2 separate regions of the Homo sapiens genome follow, and region 1 is linked to region 2. A link is a loop called in an ENCODE intact Hi-C map of the cell type or tissue named here. Cell type or tissue: mammary epithelial cell. All regions are shown on one strand. Each heading gives the region's core, and the rest is flanking DNA. Links, peaks and the distances in the headings are about the cores only.

What was found. A loop is a pair of places that touch in the nucleus more often than their neighbours do. Peaks named below come from ENCODE experiments on the same cell type or tissue, not always from the same donor. Only the 100,000 strongest peaks of a DNase experiment are listed, where the experiment ranks them.
Region 1: it touches region 2 in a loop (18-fold over the local background); 4 of 110 quality-filtered maps call a loop at or near these places.

The regions. Positions count from the first base shown.
Region 1 is chr17:20,797,776-20,806,932 of GRCh38, forward strand. No RefSeq gene overlaps it. Among named protein-coding and RNA genes, the nearest start is that of CCDC144NL-AS1, 66 kb to the right of the region's middle. In mammary epithelial cell, for the core only: a CTCF peak has its summit at 3,980 (motif pointing right); no DNase peak of the experiment used is centred there.
Region 2 is chr17:21,096,187-21,105,343 of GRCh38, forward strand. No RefSeq gene overlaps it. Among named protein-coding and RNA genes, the nearest start is that of LINC01563, 25 kb to the left of the region's middle. RefSeq lists enhancers at 2,674-3,290, 3,090-3,384, 3,291-3,908, 3,303-3,512 and a silencer at 3,090-3,384. In mammary epithelial cell, for the core only: a CTCF peak has its summit at 3,709; DNase peaks (open chromatin) are centred at 2,945 and 3,215; H3K4me3 peaks cover 898 bases; H3K27ac peaks cover 980 bases; H3K27me3 peaks cover 120 bases.

The DNA.
Region 1 (9,157 bases), core at 651-8,650, 300 kb before region 2:
TCTGTTGAGAAATCTGCTGTCATTTTCATTTGTTTCTTTGTAGGTAAGATATATTTCTCTCTAGCTGTTTTAGGATCGTTCTCTTCAGTTTTCTGTAGTTTCACTATGATGTGTCTTGATGTGGATTTCTTTTTTTTTTTCTGGATTGCAGTTCACTGAGTTTCTTTAAGAATTTGGGTCTCATTAATTCTTGAAAATTCTCAGTCATAACCTTTCAAATATGGCCTCTGCCCCATTTTCTCTATTTCCTCCTTCTGGAAATCCAGGTATACATTGGATCTTTGCACTCTATCGTCCATGACCCATGATCTTTCACGCTTTCCATTTCTTTGTCTCTGTGCATTCTGGGTAACTTCTTTGGGGCTATCTTCTAGGTCACAAATTATTCATTCATACTATTCATCTGTTTAATCTTTCCATTGATTTTCTACTTTCAAATATTATAATTTTCTTTTTTTAAATTTTTTGCCTCTCCCAAAATCAGGTGTTATTTTTAAAAATTATTGTTATTATTATTATTTTGAGACAGAGTCTCACTGTGTCGCCCAGGCTGGAGGAGTGCAGTAGTGCGATCTCAGTTCACTGCAACCTCCCCATCCCGGGGTCAAGCAATTCTTGTGCCTCAACCTCCGGAGTAACTGGGACCACAGGCCTGCGCCATGACGCCCGGCTAATTTTTGTATTTTTAGTGGAGGCAGGGTTTCACTATGTTGGCCAGGCTGCTCCTGAACTCCTGGCCTCAAGTCATCCACTCGCCTCAGCCTCCCAAAGTGCTGGGATTACAGGCATGAGCCACTGCACCCAACCTTATTATAATAATTTTCATTTCAAAAGTTGTTTGATTCCCTAATCACTACCTACTTTCATGCTGTGTTTTAACCTAGTCAAACTGCTGGTCTCATATGTTTTGTTTTTTGTCTTTGAGAGAGTCTCACTGTCACCCAGGCTGGAGTGCAATAGCATGATCTCGGCTCACCGCACCCTCCACCTCCTGGATTCAAGTTATTCTCCTGCCTCAGCCTCCCAAGTAGCTGGGATTACAGGCGTGTGCCACCACATCTGGCTAACTTTTTTTTTTCTGAATTGGAGTCTTGCTCTGTCGCCCAGACTGGAGTGCAGTGGCACAGTCTTGGCTCATTGTTCCAGCAATTCTCCTGCCTCAGCCTCCCGGGTAGCTGGGATTATAGGCATGTGCCACTGTGCCCAGCTAGTTTTTGTATTTTTAGTAGAGATGGTGGTTTCACCATGTTGGCCAGGTTGGTCTTGAACTCCTGAGTTCGGGTGATCCACCCACCTCGGCTTCCCAAAGTGCTGGGATTACAGGCGTGAGTCATGGCGCCCGGCCTGGTCTCATATGTTGCTAGTAGTTAAAGCAAGATAATGGGTACCTAGGAATTTGTTAGATTTTTATCTACTTTTGGCATATTAAATGATTTCCATAATAAGTTTTAAAGGGCAGGGAGGGGGTCATCACACTTTAAAAAGTTGGGGATAATTGAACAATAGGCCATATGAAAACATGACAATTTAAACTGGGTTATGGAGAAGACAGAATTGTGGGGCATGAAACTTTTCTGGAATACAGTGGAGGATTCTGAATGGGTTGAGGACAGCAGGAAGGGAGGCTGTGGATATGTGGGAGACAGGAAAGAAGAGGCAGAGAATAGGAAGTGGGTTCCAACCCATGATGGGAGGAAACCAACACGGTCTGTTCCATTTTCCTCAGGGCCCTAGGACCACAGAGCCACTAAGATAATCTATATGCTGCCTTCATTTGAATATCAAGGACTGCTGGTGTCTGGGTTCAGGGAATTTTTTCCATTGCTCCCTTCTGTCTAGTCTGGTATAGCCGGTCTGACCTCTTGGCTCAACTGGTATCATCTCCAACCAATTCGTGCCATGCCTTGCTAAGAGAAAGACCATAAGAGGCAATGAAGAAAAGAACAGTTCAGACTTCTTTTCTTAGGTGACATAATTCTGTCTTTCCACTTTCTGTCCTGTCATGAAAAATTTGAAGAAAAATTTTAATTAAAGTATACACATTCAACTGGGCATGGTGGCTCATGCCTGTAATCCCAGCAATTTGGGAGGCCAAGGCAGGAGGATCACCTGAGGTCAGGAGTTTCAGACCAACCTGGCCAACATGGTGAAACCTCATCTCTACTAAAATTACAAAAATTAGCCAAGTGTAGTGGCACACGCCTGTAATTCCATCTACTCAGGAGGCTAAGGCAGGAGAATCACTTGAAACCAGGAGGTGGCAGTTGCAGTGAGCCAAGATAGTGCCAATGCACTCCAGCCTGGGTGACAGAGCAAGACTCTGTCTCAAAAAAAAAAAAAAATCTGCATGCACAAGCAGAGAATATGTATTAAAAAAATCAGCAGAGCCTCACATTCAAGGATTTTCTACACAAGAAACCATTCCTAAAATATGTGCTTGGAATTACTAGGGTTTCTCTTGCAAACATTTTAATAACACCTCATTCTTTTAAAATTGTGGTTATATATATCATGTTATTAGATCATTACAGCAACTCTCCTGGGTAAAGCGGTTATTTCTAGGTCATTTTATAGAAGGAAAAACAACCAGTACTTTTTTTTGCTTTACTTCAGTAGCTATTGCCTCCTTCAGTTTGAAATTTCAATCCTGGCACGTAGTGGAGGCTCAACAAATATTTGTTGGAGGAATGCCATTTAAAATACAATGACTGGATAGGAGAATATTTAAGGGCATTAACATTTTTTAAAAGCCAAAAAAAATTACAATTGGACTTAGGAGATTTTGATTTTTTTGTGTGTATTTTCTTTTAAAAAATAAGCTTCTCTAGGCTGGGCTTGGTGGCTCATGCCTGTAATCCCAGCAGTTTGGGAGGCTGAGGCGGGTGGATCACCTGAGGTCAGGAGTTTGAGACCAGCCTGGCTAACATGGTGAAAACCCATCTCTACTAAAAATACAAAAATTAGCTAGTGGTGGCGGCATACACCTGTAATTCCAGCTACTAGGGAGGCTGAAGCAGGAGAATCACTTGAACCCGGGAGGCGGATGTTGCAGTGAGCCGAGATCACACCACTGCACTCCAGCCTGGGTGACAGAGCAAGACTCCATCTCAAAAATAAATAAATAAATAAATAAGTAAAGTATATAAATAAATAACCTTCTCTTTTGGCTTCCTCCAATGTACTCTCTTTGAGTAGGAAGAAATTACATTGTTATGATTTAGACTAGTAAATTCTTTTTTTTTTTTTTTTTTTTTTGATATGGAGTTTCACTCTTATTGCCCAGCCTGGAGTGCAGTGGCGTGATCTTGGCTCACTGCAACCTCTGCCACCAGGGTTCAAGTGATTCTCCTGCCTCAGCCTCCCGAGCAGCTGGGATTACAGGTGCCGGCCATCACACCTGGCTAATTTTTATAGTTTTAGTACAGATGGGTTTTCACCATCTTGGCCAGGCTGGTCTTGAACTCCTAACCTCGTGATCCACCCGCCTCGGCCTCTCAAAGTGCTGGGATTACAGGTGTGAGCCATTGTGCCTGGCCGACAAGTAAATGCTTACATCAAAAAACTGAGTTAGAATTGGTCCCTGGAGCTGTTTTCTCTCCCTAAAATGATGACGTCAAGCTATCATGTATAATAAATAACAACTCAATTGACCACATATTTTCCTTTAAGCCTAATGAGGAAATAATATTATAGTGAAATACTTAGAAGTTTTAAGGGAAAAAATCCTTTGTCATTAAATTAAAATTTAAACCGAAACAATCACTTGACTGTTTTAGAATAAAATTGGCATATGAAAGGTTTGATAGCCAACGACAGTAAGATTAACATACTACAGCATTTGCCTTTAGCATTTACTGAGTAATACTTAAAGCTATCATAAATGTGCAAATGAAGACATTGTTTATTGTTTTACTGCTGAGATTAATATTTTTTCAGATTTCTAAAACATTACAACAAATGCACACATGAGGGCGCTCTAATCAGACAGATACGGAGAGGGTAGGCATTTGTTGACTGTTAAGTTCAAAACTAGTTGTAGCCGGGCGGGCGGGGTGGCTCAGGCCTGTCAGCCCAGCACTTTGGGAGGCCGAGGCGGGCGGATCACGAGGTCAGGAGATTGTAAACCATCCTGGATAACACTGTGAAACCCCGTCTTTACTAAAAATACAAAAAAACAAAAAAAGCCAGGTGTGGTGGCTGGCGCCTGCAGTCCCAGCTGCTCGGGAGGCTGACGCAGGAGAATGGCGCGAACCTGAGAGGCGGAGCTTGCAGTGAGCCGAGATCGCGCAGCCGCACTCCAGCCTGGGCGACAGCGCGAGACTCCGCCTCAAAAACAAAAAACAAACAAAAAAAAAACCAAGCTAGTTCTATACTTTTACAGATGGAAAAATCAAGGTCCACCAAAGAGGTTATGATTCTACATCAGTTATTCTCTAGAGGAAATAAATTGGGTATTAGAATTTTAAAAAGATTGAACAGAAATCCCTGTCAGTGAATTTATGCTGGATAATTTTGACTCTTACCCCAGCAACTCCTTATTGAAAATCTTTACCCATGGCATGATATAATTTATCTACAATCTTAAATGGGTTCGGCAATAGTGTTTATAGGATGTAGGAGAAAGACTTAATTAGAATATTTATTTTTATGAACTTTTGCTCTATAAAATTATAAAATGTTAATTGTACTTCATTTATACTTTTTTTTTTTTTTTTTTGAGATGGAGTCTCGCTCTGTCGCCCAGGCTGGAGTGCAGTGGCGTGATCTCAGCTCACTGCAACCTCTGCCTCCGGGGTTCAAGCGATTCTCCTGCCTCAGCCTCCCAAGTAGCTGGGACTACAGGCACACACCACCACGCCTGGCTAATTTTTGTATTTTTAGTAGAGACGGGGTTTCGCCATGTTGGCCAGAGTGGTCTCGAACTCCTGACCTCAAGGGATCTGCCCGCCTTGGCCTCCCAAAGTGCTAGGATTACCGGTGTGAGCCACCAACACCTGGCCCATTTATACTTAAAGCTGATTTTCAACTGATTTGGGTAAGATCCTTAGTCTTTCCCCATCTCTGACATAATTCCTAGTTTGTCCTTTGGCTTTCCTATGTATATAAAGCTACCAGGCTGCTTGCAGATTTTCCAGGGAAGGAGTCCCATAAACACTCACAAAGATTTTATTAGGGAGAAGCTATGATGGGAATATAGAATGTAGTTTTTTTAATTTAAAAATCAGTATGGGCCGGGCGCAGTGGCTGAAGCCTGTAATCCCAGCACTTTGGGAGGCTGAGGCAGGCGGATCACGAGGCCAGGAGATCGAGACCATCCTGGGTAACACAGTGAAACCCTGTCTTCTACTAAAAATACAAAAAATTAGTTGGGCGTGGTGGCGTGCATCTGTTGTCCCAGCTACTCGGGAGGCTGAGGCAGGAGAACGGCGTGAACCCGGGAGGCGCAGCTTGCAGTGAGCCGAGATCGCGCCACTGCACTCCAGCCTGGGCGACAGAGCGAGACTCAGTCTCAAAAAAAAAAAAAAAAAAAAAAATCAGGATGAGCCGGCCGCAGTGGCTGATGCCTGCAATCCCAGCACTTTGGGAGGCCGAGGCGGGCGGATCACGAGGTCAGCAGATCGAGACCATTCTGGCTAACACGGTGAAACTCCGTCTCTACTAAAAAATACAAAAAATTAGCCGGAGGCGGTGGCCGGCGCCTGTAGTCCCAGCTACTCCGGAGGCTGCAGTCCCAGCTACTCCAGAGTCTGAGTCAGGAGAATGGTGTGAACCCTGGAGGCAGAGCTTGCAGTGAGCGGAGATCGCGCCACTGCACTCCAGCCTGGGCGACAGAGTGAGACTCAGTCTCAAAAAAAAAAAAAAAAAAAAAAAAGCAGTATGTAGAGCTGGGCACGGTGGTGTGTGCCTATTAGCCCAGCCACTGGGGAGGCTGAGGCAGGAGAAGCCCTTGAGCCCAAGAGTTTAAGACTAGCCTGGGCAACACAGCGAGACCCTCATCTCAAAAAAAAATAATAAAATAAAGTATTGCAATATTTATTATATAGGCAAATTTTTTTTCAACTTAAGCACTACCCTCATCAAGGGAAGATTTGTTTGATTAGATCCCCACACAGGCTGGCCACTTCCTCATTTCTACTTTTTCTTTTCTTTTTGAGATGGAGTTTTGCTCTCGTTGCCCAGGGTGGAGTGCAATGGCACGATCTTGGCTCACTGCAACCTCCGCCTCCCGGGTTCAAGCGATTCTCCTGCCTCAGTCTCCCAAGTAGCTGGGATTACAGGCACCTGCCACCACACCCGGCTAATGTTTGTATTTTTAGTAGAGACGGGGTTTCACCACGTTGGCCAAGTTTGCCTCGAACTCTTGAGTTCAAGCGATCTACCCGCTTCGGTCTCACAAAGTGCTGGAATTACAGGTGTGAGCCACCGCGCCCGGCCTCATTTCTACTTTTTCAAAGAAGTCAATTTTCTTTAAAAAATAAACTCTTTTGGCCACACGGTGGCTCATTCCTATAACCCTAGCACTTTGGGAGGCAGAGGCAGACGGATCGCTTGAACTCAGGAGTTCAAGACCAGCCTGGCCAACATGGTGAAACCCTGTCTCTACAAAAAATTAGCTGGATGCAGTGGCACGTGCCTGTACTCCCAGCTACTCGGGAGGCTGAGGCAAGAGCATCACTTGAGTCCAGGAGGCAGAAGTTGCAGTGAACTGAGATCACACCATTGCACTCCAGACTGGCTGATGGGAGTGAAACCCTGTCTCAAATAAATAAATAAATAAATAAATAAACTCTTATTTAAAAAAAAAAAAAGCAAATCATGAAACAAAACAAAACCCAGGGCTCTGAATGAAACAGATCTCTCCTTTAGGGGGCTAGATGATGGAAAAGAAAATATATCATGAATTTCATGTTCTCATTTGTCTTCATTAATGACTTATATGTATATATATTTCCATTGAAGACATAGATATGCATTTGATCACCTACATTTGTTTGTATTTTGAGTCATAAATTAAGTCATTTCCTGTCCAGAAAGCACCTGACAATCTTATGATAAAAAACATGGAATTTTAAAATCACAAATGCAAATAACAAGCCAGGCACAGTGGCTCATGCCTGTAATCTTAGCTTTTTGGGAGGCCAAGGTGGGCAGATTGTTTGAACTCAGGAGTTTGAGACCAGCCTGGGTAACATGGAGAAACCCTGTCTTTACAAAAAATAAAAAATTAGTGGGGCACGGTGGCATGTGTCTGTAGTCCCAGATACTCAGGAGGCTAAGGTGGGAGGAGTGCTTGAGCCCAGGAGGTCGAGGCTGCTGTCAGCTGTGGTCGCACCACTGCACTCCAGCCTGGGTGACAGAGTGAGACCCTGCCTCAAAAAAAAAAAAAAAAAGAAAAAAAAAGGAGTGCAAATAACAGATGACCTTACAAACATCAAAAGTTATATCTTTATTTATAATAAGTTTTGTCTATATTTAATGAAATATATTAGACAAGTAAAAAATGTAGCAGTATGCATATGGCTTTATTTTATCTTGGCCCTGCCCACTACTCTGCCCTCATCTCTTTTCCTTCCCACTGAGTCCTTCCACATTGGCCACATCACAGCAAACCTGACAAGCTTCTGCCTGAAATAGCACCATGGCACTTCTCTTCCCTTTGCCTGAAACATTCTTTTTTTTTTTTTTTTTTTTATGAGATGGAGTCTCACTCTCTCACCAGACTGGAGTGCAGTGGCACGATCTCAGCTCACTGCAAACTCCACCTCCTGGGTTCAAGCGATTCTCCTGCCTCAGCCTCCCGAGTAGCTGGGATTACAGGAGCATACCACCATGCCCAGCTAATGTTTGTATTTTTAGTAGAGATGGGGTTTCACCATGTTGGCCAGGATGGTCTTGATCTTTTGACCTTGTGATCCACCCGCCTCAGCCTCCCAAAGTGCTGGGAATACAGGCATGAGCCACCGTGCCCGGCCAACATTCTTATTCCCCTTTTCTTTGACCATTGAACAAAAGCTCTAAGATAGCAAAGGCTTTGTCTGGTTCAGTAAGGGTCTCAACAGAAAAACGATGGAACAGTCAGAATAATTACTGGACATTTTATATAAATGGAATCATACACTATGTGACGTGTTTTTTTGTGACTGGCTTTTTTGACTCAGCATAACATTTTCAAGGCTCATTCATGTGCTAGCATGTGTCAGTATTTCATTCCTTTTTGTTGCTCAACTGTAAAGTTTATTGACACAGTATTTATTTTATTTAGTAAAGGGTTATTTACAAATGTAAAAGGGTAGAGGAATCATAAAAATGAGTGTAGTATCCCGGAGCCAGTAGCAGCTGCCATGTTACCATCTTTAGACCCAAAATGGCAAGGGGAATAGTGGTCAGTTGAACCTAAAAGAGTCAGCGTGTAAAATCGGCTGCCCTGGAAGAGCAGTGGCCTTCACTGGAGAGACACAGCCAGCCCAAGGTCCCCTCTCAGTGAGGGAGATGAAACAGTAAGTATCCTGAGCCTACCTTCCTTTCCACTCTAATTTCCTGCCTGGATTACCAGTTGGCCAAACCCAACCAAGACATGGGAACCCTTTTGATGTGGATTATAAGGTCAGCCTCTGAGAGCAGAGTGGAGATGGGGGAAGAGTGGGTCTAGAAAGGTAAACAGAAGACATATGACAATTTCTGTATTTGCAACACCTAGAACATTGCCTTACATATAGCGATTTTAAAAACTGTAACAACTTTATTGAGGTTTAAGTCACAAACCAGGCAGTTCACCAATTAAAAGTGTATAATTCAATGGGTTTTAATATATTCACAGAGTTTTGCAGTCATCACCACAGTCATTTTTTTTTTTTTTTTTTTTGAGACCGAGTTTCCCTCGTTGCCCAGGCTGGAGTGCAATGTCATGATCTCAGCTCACCACAACCTCCACCTCCCTGGTTCAAGCGATTTTCCTGCCTCAGCCTGGTATGCACCAGCACGCCTGGCTAATTTTGTATTTTTAGTAGAGAGGGGGTTTCTCCACGTTGGTCAGGCTAGTCTTGAACTCCCGACCTCAGGTGATCCACCCGCCTCGGCCTCCCAAAGTGCTGGGATTACAGGCATGAACCCCCGTGCCCGGCCACCACAATCAACTTTAGAATATTTTCATTTCTCC
Region 2 (9,157 bases), core at 425-8,424:
AGACCAGGAGGCAGTGGTTGCAATGAACCATGACTGTGCCACTGCCACTGCACTCTAGCCTGGGCAACTGTCTCCAAAAAAAAAAAAAAGAAAAGAAAGGCCAGGTGCAGTGGCTCATGCCTGTAATCCCAGCACTTTGGGAGGTTGAGGCAGGAGGATCACTTGAGGCCAGGAGTTTGAGACCAGCCTGGCCAACATGGTAAAACCCTGAATCTACTAAAAATACAAAAATTAGCTGGGCGTGGTGGCACATGCCTGTAGTCCCAGCTACTCTGGAAGCTGAGGCATGAGAATCACTTGAACCTGGGAGGCAGAGGTTGCAGTGAGCCATGGCTGCGCCACTGCTCTCCAGCCTGGGTGACAAAGCAAGACTGTCTCAAAAAATAATAAATAAAAAGAAAGAAAAGAAAAGAAGAATAGGATAAGTTGGGTGGGGAAGGAGAGGGCCCCATTACAACTGTTAATCACTCCAAAACTTAGTGGCTTAGCACGACGACATTTTGCTTTACTTTTTCGTGGTTCTGGAAATTGGTTGGTATAGTTCTCTCAGGATCTCTGATACAGTTGCAGGGAGATAGGGGCTGGTACTTGATTCATCTTAAAGGCTTCACTGAAATATCTACCGGTTGACACTAGTTGTTGGCTGGGCCCTCAGCTGGGGCTGTTGACCAGAACACTCCATGTTGCCTCTTCATGTAGCCCGGACTTCCTGATAGCACAGCAGCTGGGTTCCAACAGCAAGTCTGGGGCTACACTTCCTGGGAACAAGGAAGAAGCTATCTCACCCGGACTTGGAAGTGACATGGCCTCACTTTCACCATAGTCACAAGCCCTCCCAGATTGAAGTGGAGAGGTTCTACCTCTCAACAGAAGTGTCAAAGTCACCTTGCAGGAAAGAGGATGTGGGATGGGAGATATCACTGTGGCCATTTTGGAAAACACCATCTGCCACAAAGACCTGTAAGGGCCTAAGTACTGAAGAGATTACACTCATCCCACCACCCAAATGTATTTCAAATACAAACAACTCTAGACCATAAAATAGGGGCAATGCAGCCCAATAAAGTATGAACTTCCTGTAACTCCTTCCATGCTTTTTTTGCTGGTGGTGGAAGGGACAGGGTGTCAACCATCAAATACTGTAGCGATATATTCTTTTTTTTTTTTTTTTTTTTGAGACGGAGTCTCGTTCTGTCGGCCAGGCTGGAGTGCAGTGGCATGATCTCGGCTCACTGCAAACTCCGCCTTCTGGGTTCATGCCATTCTCCTGCCTCAGCCTCCCAAGTAGCTGGGACTACAGGAGCCCCCCACCACACCCGGCTAATTTTTTTGTATATTTTTAGTAGAGACGGGGTTTCACCATGTTAGCCAGGATGGTCTCAATCTCCTGACCTCATGATCTGCCCGCCTCAGCCTCCCAAAGTTCTGGGATTACAGGCTTGAGCCACCACGCCCAGCCATCAAATACTGTAGAGATATATTCTTTTTCTTCACTCTCTTTTTTCTTAGGGGGTTGCCTCTGCTTTGCTGGTGCCCTAAGTGTGTGCTCAAACTATATGGTGGATGCTCCAGCCTGGGGTAAGGGTGTTTTGGGCAGAGGGAGGAGAACATGAAAATAAGTTAAACAGCAAGATTAGGTACACTTGGATGGGTAGAAACCAGAGGGAGAATGGTGAGACACGATGCTGGAAGGCTGATAAGAAACAGATCAGGAAGAGCCTTGTGGGCCAATCATAATACTGAGCATCAATAACAATAGCACGCATTCTGTTGTTCTTAGTATTCTAAGCACTTTTCATAAGCACACATTTAACCACTCAACAACCCTGAGAGATAGGTAATATGATGGTTTTTTTTTTTCTGAGACAGTCTTGCTCTGTCGCCCAGACTGGAGTGCAGTGGCGTGATCTTGGCTCACTGCTACCTCTCCTGGGTTCAAGCCATTCTCCTGTCTCAGCCTCCCAAGTAGCTGGGATTACAGGCGAGCGCCACCACTCCCGGCTAATTTTTTTTTTTCAGTAGAGACGGAGTTTTGCCACATTGGCCAGGCTGCGATTATTTCATTTTATGGATGAGTTAAACTGGTTAAATACTTTCTTCAGGCTCACACTGCTAGTAAGAGGCAGAAATGTGATTTGTGCCCAGGAAGTCTGGCCCCAGAACCTGCTCCCTTAACTGCATATTACTAATCAAAGGAGTGTGCACTTCAGCCTGAAGGTGAAAGTGAGTGATTTCCTAGAATATGAAATTTGATTAAAACAAAAGTAGAGAATTTCACTAAAACCTTCTGGCCTGATTTTGGATACCTTGGGAAATACAAACTCAAGAATGAAATGTTACATCCTTTTTTTAAGGTATACTATACATATGATTGTAACTCATGCCTGTAATCCCAACATTTTGGGAGGCCGTGGCGGGAGGATCACTTGAGGCCAGGAGTTTGAGACCAGCCCGGCCAACATAGTGAAACCCTGTCTCCACTAAAAATACAAAAATTAGCCGGGAGTGGTGGCTCACGCCTGTAGTCCCAGCTACTCAGGAGGCTGACGCAGGAGAATCACTTGAACCCGGGAGGCAGAGATGGCAGTGAGCCGAGATCGCACCACTGCACTCCAGCCTGGGCGACGGAGCGAAACTCCATCTCAAAAAACAACAAAACATCAATCTTAAGAGTACAAACTTACGAGTTTTATACATGTGCACACCCATATAATCATTACTCGAATATCACAGACATGATGTTGGGTGAAAGAAGCCAGATGCAAAGCGTACCCCTTCATGAAGTCCAGGAACTGGTGATGGAGGTGCTAGAGGACAGAAGAGTGGTTATCTGGGGCTAGGCATAGTGACTGGGAGAAGGGCATGAGAGAGCCTCGGGGTGTGGAAACCGGCTTTTCGGGTCTGCAAGGGTCGCTGGGAAGTGTAGTCTTTTGTTGGGGGCGGAATGAGCTGCTAAAAGGCAGGGTCCTTTTACACCAACGTTGATAGAGATCGATATTTATTCCTGCTACACTGACAAAAAGGAATTGTACACGAAGAAAAAAGGCAGACATTTAGAGAAGAGGAATTAACGGGCAGGTTCATAGGAGGGCTGCTAGAATCTATCAATCTCACACTACCGTTTCCTTTTTCTTTTTTTTTTTCTTTTTCTTTTTGGACCTTGCGTCTTTTCGCGCCAAAGTCCTAGAGACAGAGCCTGATTGGCCCAGCCACGACCTGTGCCCATCCATTGGTGGAGACCTCTTGATTAACAATCTTTCAAATTTCCGGAGCGACCGAGGGACTGACTGACAGCCTCGGGAGCTTACGCGCATCCCTGAAGCGGGCGCCAGCAAGTCCTTGGGGAAAACGCTGCCTGTACCCAAACCATAACCACGCGCTTGTCCCCTGCGAAGTGCTTCCCGAAAGACCCCCAAGGCAATTTTAAAGTTGCGGACACCTGAACCTGCTCCAGAGCTGGCTGGAAGCAGGAGCTGCCTCCCCAGGATGGGGCAGAATTTGCATCTCTCCACTTTCAATTTAAGGTGAACAAAGCAGAAAAGCAAGTAACTTATCACGATCAAAATGCAACATCTGATTCCCTTACACCTACCAGGAGGACAGTGCCTATTCCACACAGAGCCAGAAACCTGGAGAGAGGAAACAAAGAATGTAAGTGAATTCTAGGCAGCAAGCATTTTTCCATCCCTCAGCTAAGAGCCCTGCCACCACCTGTCCGTCTTCAGTAATACACTGGTTGACACTTTTTGAGACCCCAATATAGCGCTGAGCACTGCCCAACCTAAAAATGACTATTATTTTCCAGTCACTTTTTTTTTTTTTTTTTTTTTTTTTTTTGGCAGAGTCTTGCTCTGTTGTCCACGCTGGAGTGCAGTGGCGTGATCTCGGGATCTCGGCTCACTGCAACCTCCACCCCCCCGGGTTCAAGCGATTCTCCTGCCTCAGCCTCCCGAGTAGCTGGGATCACAAACTCGCGCCACCACGCCTGGCTAATTTTTGTATTTTTAGTAGAGACGGGGTTTCACCATGTTGGTCAGGCTGGTCTCAAACTCATGACGTCATGATCCACCCGCCTGGGCCTCCCAAAGTGCTAGGATTACAGGCGTAAGCCACTGCGTCCGGCCTAATTTTTTGTATTTTTAGTAGAGACAGAGTTTCACTATGTTGGCCAGGCTGGTCTCGAACTCCTCAGGTGAGCCGTCTGCCTCGGCCTCCCAAAGTGCTGGGATTACAAGCCTGAGCCACTGCGCCAGGCCCAGAGTCACTTTATAGATAAAAAGCCCTATAACTTCAAAGATCAATACCTAAATTACAAGGGGAAATTAAGTATTCATAAACAGATTAAAATATGCTTTAAAGTTCCATGTAACCATAACCTTTCTTCAAAAGGTTATTAATGCTTAATCTGTGCCAAAAAGTCACATTGAATATACATAGAATTTATGTTCTTTGTAGCAAGATTCAGGGTGGTTTGGATAATTAAGACGAATATGTGAGTAATTGTTCCTGAAGGCTCCATGTGTTTGGAGCTATAAGAATATTCCACATTCTGAGAATGTGGAAATTACTTTCAGTCTGGGAAAGGAGGCAGGGTTAGGGAAGCCTTCATGCAGGAGGTGGTATGACAACATCATCACTTCCTCAGTATTTCTGTATTGCAGTCAATAAATGTCTGTATGAAAAGCACATAGCACCGTGGCAACAAACTAGATACAGCTCTTGCCCTCTAGAAAAAGGGGGAACATACTCCACCAAAGATGAGGTACAGTGTGTGCCAAACAATGTGCCTATACTTCCTGCTGAATTACAGTTATTTTATTTATTTATTTATTTTGAGATGGAGTTTTGCTCTTGTTGCCTAGGCTGGAGTGCAATGGCACGATCTCGGCTCACTGCAACCTCCGCCTCCCGGATTCAAGTGATGCTCCTGCCTCAGCCTCCCAAGTAGCTGGGATTACAGGCATGTGCCACCACGCCCGGCTAATTCTGTATTTTTGGTAGAGATGGGGTTTCTCCATGTTAGGCTGGTCTCGAACTCCCAACCTCAGGTGATCTGCCCACCTCAGCCGCCCAAAGTGCTGGGATTACAGGTGTGAGCCACCGCGCCCAGCCTACACTTTTTTTTGGTTGTGGTTTTTTTTTTTTTTTTTTTTTTTTTTCTTGGAGACAGAGTCTCGCGCTGTCCCAGGCTGGAGTGCAGTGGCGTCAGCTCTGCAACCTGCACCTCCTGGGTTCAAGCAATTATCCTGCCTCCCAGATTCAAGCAGTTCTCCTGCCTCAGCCTCCCGAGTAGCTGGGACTACAGGTGCACGCTGCCAAGCCCGGCTTATTTTTTGTATTTTTTAGTGGATACCGGGTTTCACTGTGTTGCCCAGGCTGTTCTCGAACTCCTGAGGTCAGGCAATCTGCCTGCCTCGGCCTCCCAAAGTGCTAGGATTACAGGCGTGAGACACCACGCCCGGCTCAGTTATTTTTTATTTATTTATTTTTTTGAGATGGAGTCTCACTCTGTCGCCCAGGCTGGAGTGCGGTGGCGCGATCTCGGCTCACTGCAGGCTCTGCCTGCCGGTTTCACGCCATTCTCCTGCCGCAGCCTCCCGAGTAGCTGGGACTACAGGCGCCCGCCACCACGCCCGGCTAATTTTTTGTATTTTTAGTAGAGACGGGGTTTCACCGTGTTAGCCAGGATGGTCTCCATCTCCTGACCTCGTGATCCGCCCGCCTTGGCCTCCCGAAGTGCTGGGTCAGTTATTTTTAACCTGTGTATTTGACCTCACTCACTAGAGCCCTGACAAAATGGTTGCTTGGGGAAAGCTATTTTTGGAAAACTTCTCCAACTATAACTCATAAGGTGTAAAACTGTCACATTTGTCCAGAACGTAATCTAAGGAAACTGTCATACAGTTCCCAAGGACATTTTCCTTTACCAGAGGCCCCTTTCAAGGTACGGCTATTGGATTACTCCAGTTGCCACCCTTGTCTTAAAGGAAAAACTCAGCTGAATTAAATTTAGCAGAGTTTATTTGAACAAGAACGATTGGCAAATCAGGTAGCCTCAGCCAGAGTAGGCTCAGGGACTCCAGTACAGCCATGTGGTGGAAGAAGATTTACAGACAGAAAAAGGAAAGTGAGGTATGGAAAATGGAAGTGAGGTACAGAAACAGCGGATTGGTTACAGCTCAGCATTTACCTTACTTGAACAGAGTTTGAACAGTAGGCCACCTTTGCATTGGCCAAAATGCAGTGACTGACACAAGAGTAGGCTACAGTCTGCTTACAACTTCATTTAGGTTATAGTTCACAATGTGCAGAGAGACCTTTAGGCCAAACTTAAAATACGTAAGGAGGCAGCTTTAGGCTAAACTTGATTTAACACTTGCAAATATACAAATATGTTCTGGTAATGATTTGCATGTTTTCTCACAGGGTAAAAGGCATTTCCGTGCAGAAAAGCAACAGCCTTAGGAGTAAGTAAAATTCCCTTAACCAATCAGTATATAAAATGTGGCCCATTCTCCAACATTTACAATGTGTTCATCATTTGTAGTTACCTGGGTTAATAAAACAGATAAATGCAGCCAGTTGTGATGGCTCACGCCTGTAATCCCAGCACTTTGGGAGGCCAAGGCAGGCAGATCACTTGAGGTCAGGAGTTTGAGACCACCCTGGCCAACATGGTGAAACCCCATCTCTACTAAAAATACAAAAATTAGCTGGGAGTGGTGGTGCATGCCTGTAGCCCCAACTAGTTGGTAGGCTGAGGCGGGAGGATAGCTTGAACCCAGGAAGCAGAGGTTGCAGCGAGCCGAGATCACTCCACTTCACTCCTGCCTGGGCGATAGAGCAAGACCCTGTCTCAAAACAAGACAAAACACAACAAAATAAAAACGCATAAATGGAATAATCAAAACTCAAGGCTGGGCAAGGTGGCACACACCTGTAATCCCAGCATTTTGGGAGGCTGAGGCAAAAGATCACTTGAGCCCAGGAGTTTGAGACCAGACCAGGCAACATAATGAGACCCCCATGTCTACAAATAATACAAAAAATTAGCTGGGCATGGTGGCATACACCTGTGGTCCCAGCTACTTGGGAGGCTGAGGTGGGAGGATTGCTCGAGCCCAGGAGTGAGCCATGATCATGCCACTGTGCTCCAGCCTAGGCAACAAGTTAAGACCCTGTGTCTTAAAAAAAAACAACAAAAATAAGCCGGGCGCGGTGGCTCATGCCTGTAATCCCAGCACTTTAGGAGGCCGAGGCGGGTGGATCACGAGATCAGGAGATCAAGACCATCCTGGCTAACATGGTGAAACTCCATCTCTACTAAAAATACAAAAAAAAAAAAAATTAGCCAGGTGTAGTGGCGGGCGCCTGTAGTCCCAGCTACTTGGGAGGCTGAGGCAGGAGAATGCCGTGAACCCAGGAGGTGGAGGTTGCAGTGAGCCAAGATTGTGCCACTGCACTCCAGCCTGGGCGACAGAACAAGACTCTGTCTCAAAAAAAAAAAAAAAAAATGGTCGGGCATGGTGGCTCACGCCTATAATCCCAGCACTTTGGGAGGCCAAGGCGGGCAGATCACAAGGTCAGGAGATTGAGACCATCCTGGCTAACACAGTGAAACCCTGTCTCTACTAAAAAATACAAAAAAATTAGCTGGGCTTGGTGGCGGGCGCCTATAGTCCCAGCTACTCGGGAGGCTGAGGCAGGAGAATGGCGTGAACCTGGGAGGGGGAGCTTGCAGTGAGCCAAGATTGTGCCACTGCACTCCAGCTTGGGGGAAGAGCGAGACTCCGTCCCCGCCCCCAAAAAAAAAACACCCACACAAAAGCTCAACTGGGAAAATTAACTGAGGCTTTTAAAATTCCTTAGCCAAAAGCTCTTCCTTCCACTGGTTCTGCTTCATCTAGGTTGACCCCCTTTTGGTAAGCACCAGCTGGGGATTTTGAATCTCCATTCAAAATCATAATCGCAGACCTATGAAATTATCTCCAGAAAACTGTACATCTGTAACAGTAAAGGGAGACAGATCCAGATATTACAATGGTCTTATGAAACAATTATAAATTACATATTAGTGAAAGAATCTTTTCATAGTGAGCTCCTGGGAAACTAAAACTGCAAGGACCACAGACTTCAACCAGCAGGTTTCGTCTATTGGAAATAACATTAAAAACAAAACTCGGTGGGGCGCAGTGGCTCATGCCTGTAATCCCAGCACTTTGGGAGGCCAAGGCAGGTGGATCACCTGAGGTCGGCAGTTTGAGACCAGCCTGACCAACATGATGAAACCCTGTCTCTACTAAAAATACAAAATTAGCTGGGCATGGTGGTGCGTGCCTGTAATCCCAGCTACTCGGGAGGCTGAGGCAGGAGAATCGCTTGAACCCGGGAAGCGGAGGTTGCAGTGAGCCTAGATCACACCACTGCGCTCCAGCCTGGGTGACAGAGTGGGACTCCGTCTTAAAAATAAATTAATTAATTAATTAAATTAAATGAAAAACACAAACAAGAAAACTCTCTTCAATCAAAACGGTATGGACCTTATCAGTTACTCCTTAGTAGCCCTTTGGGATAGTGACAGGAGGCAGTCAAATGCCTAGGCAGATAGGGGTGGGTCCCTGGTGAAACCCGACCTTTGAACTGAAGACAGTGCCACGTAGATCCTTGGATAGGATCGAGAACCTGTCTTCCCGTTTGGCATGCTTTCCTCTGATTGATCCCCACTCTTCACCTATTTTACATATACCTACCCTTTCCTAATTGTTTTTTTTACACTGCCATGCTCATCCTTTAGTGGTGTCTTTGCTGTAGCCTTTCTTTGATACTCACAAACCAATCAGTATCTACTCCCCTATTCTGAACCCATAAAAGCCCTGGACTAAGCTAGGGGGAACCACCCCCTGCATCTCCTCTCTGCTGAGAACTATTCCATCACTCAATAAAATTCTTCTCCACCCATTCTCACCCTTCAATTGTCAGCATATCCTCATTCTTCTTGGATGCAGGACAAGAGCTTGGGAACTGCCAAACATGGGTACAAGCTATAGCACAGGCAGGCCGATTGGGTGGGGCACCTCCAGTGGCTGGCCCAGGGCCAAGCAAGGCCCAGGCTAGGGGGCGTCACTGCCTGTGGAGGTCTCCAGTTGGCAAAGTGACT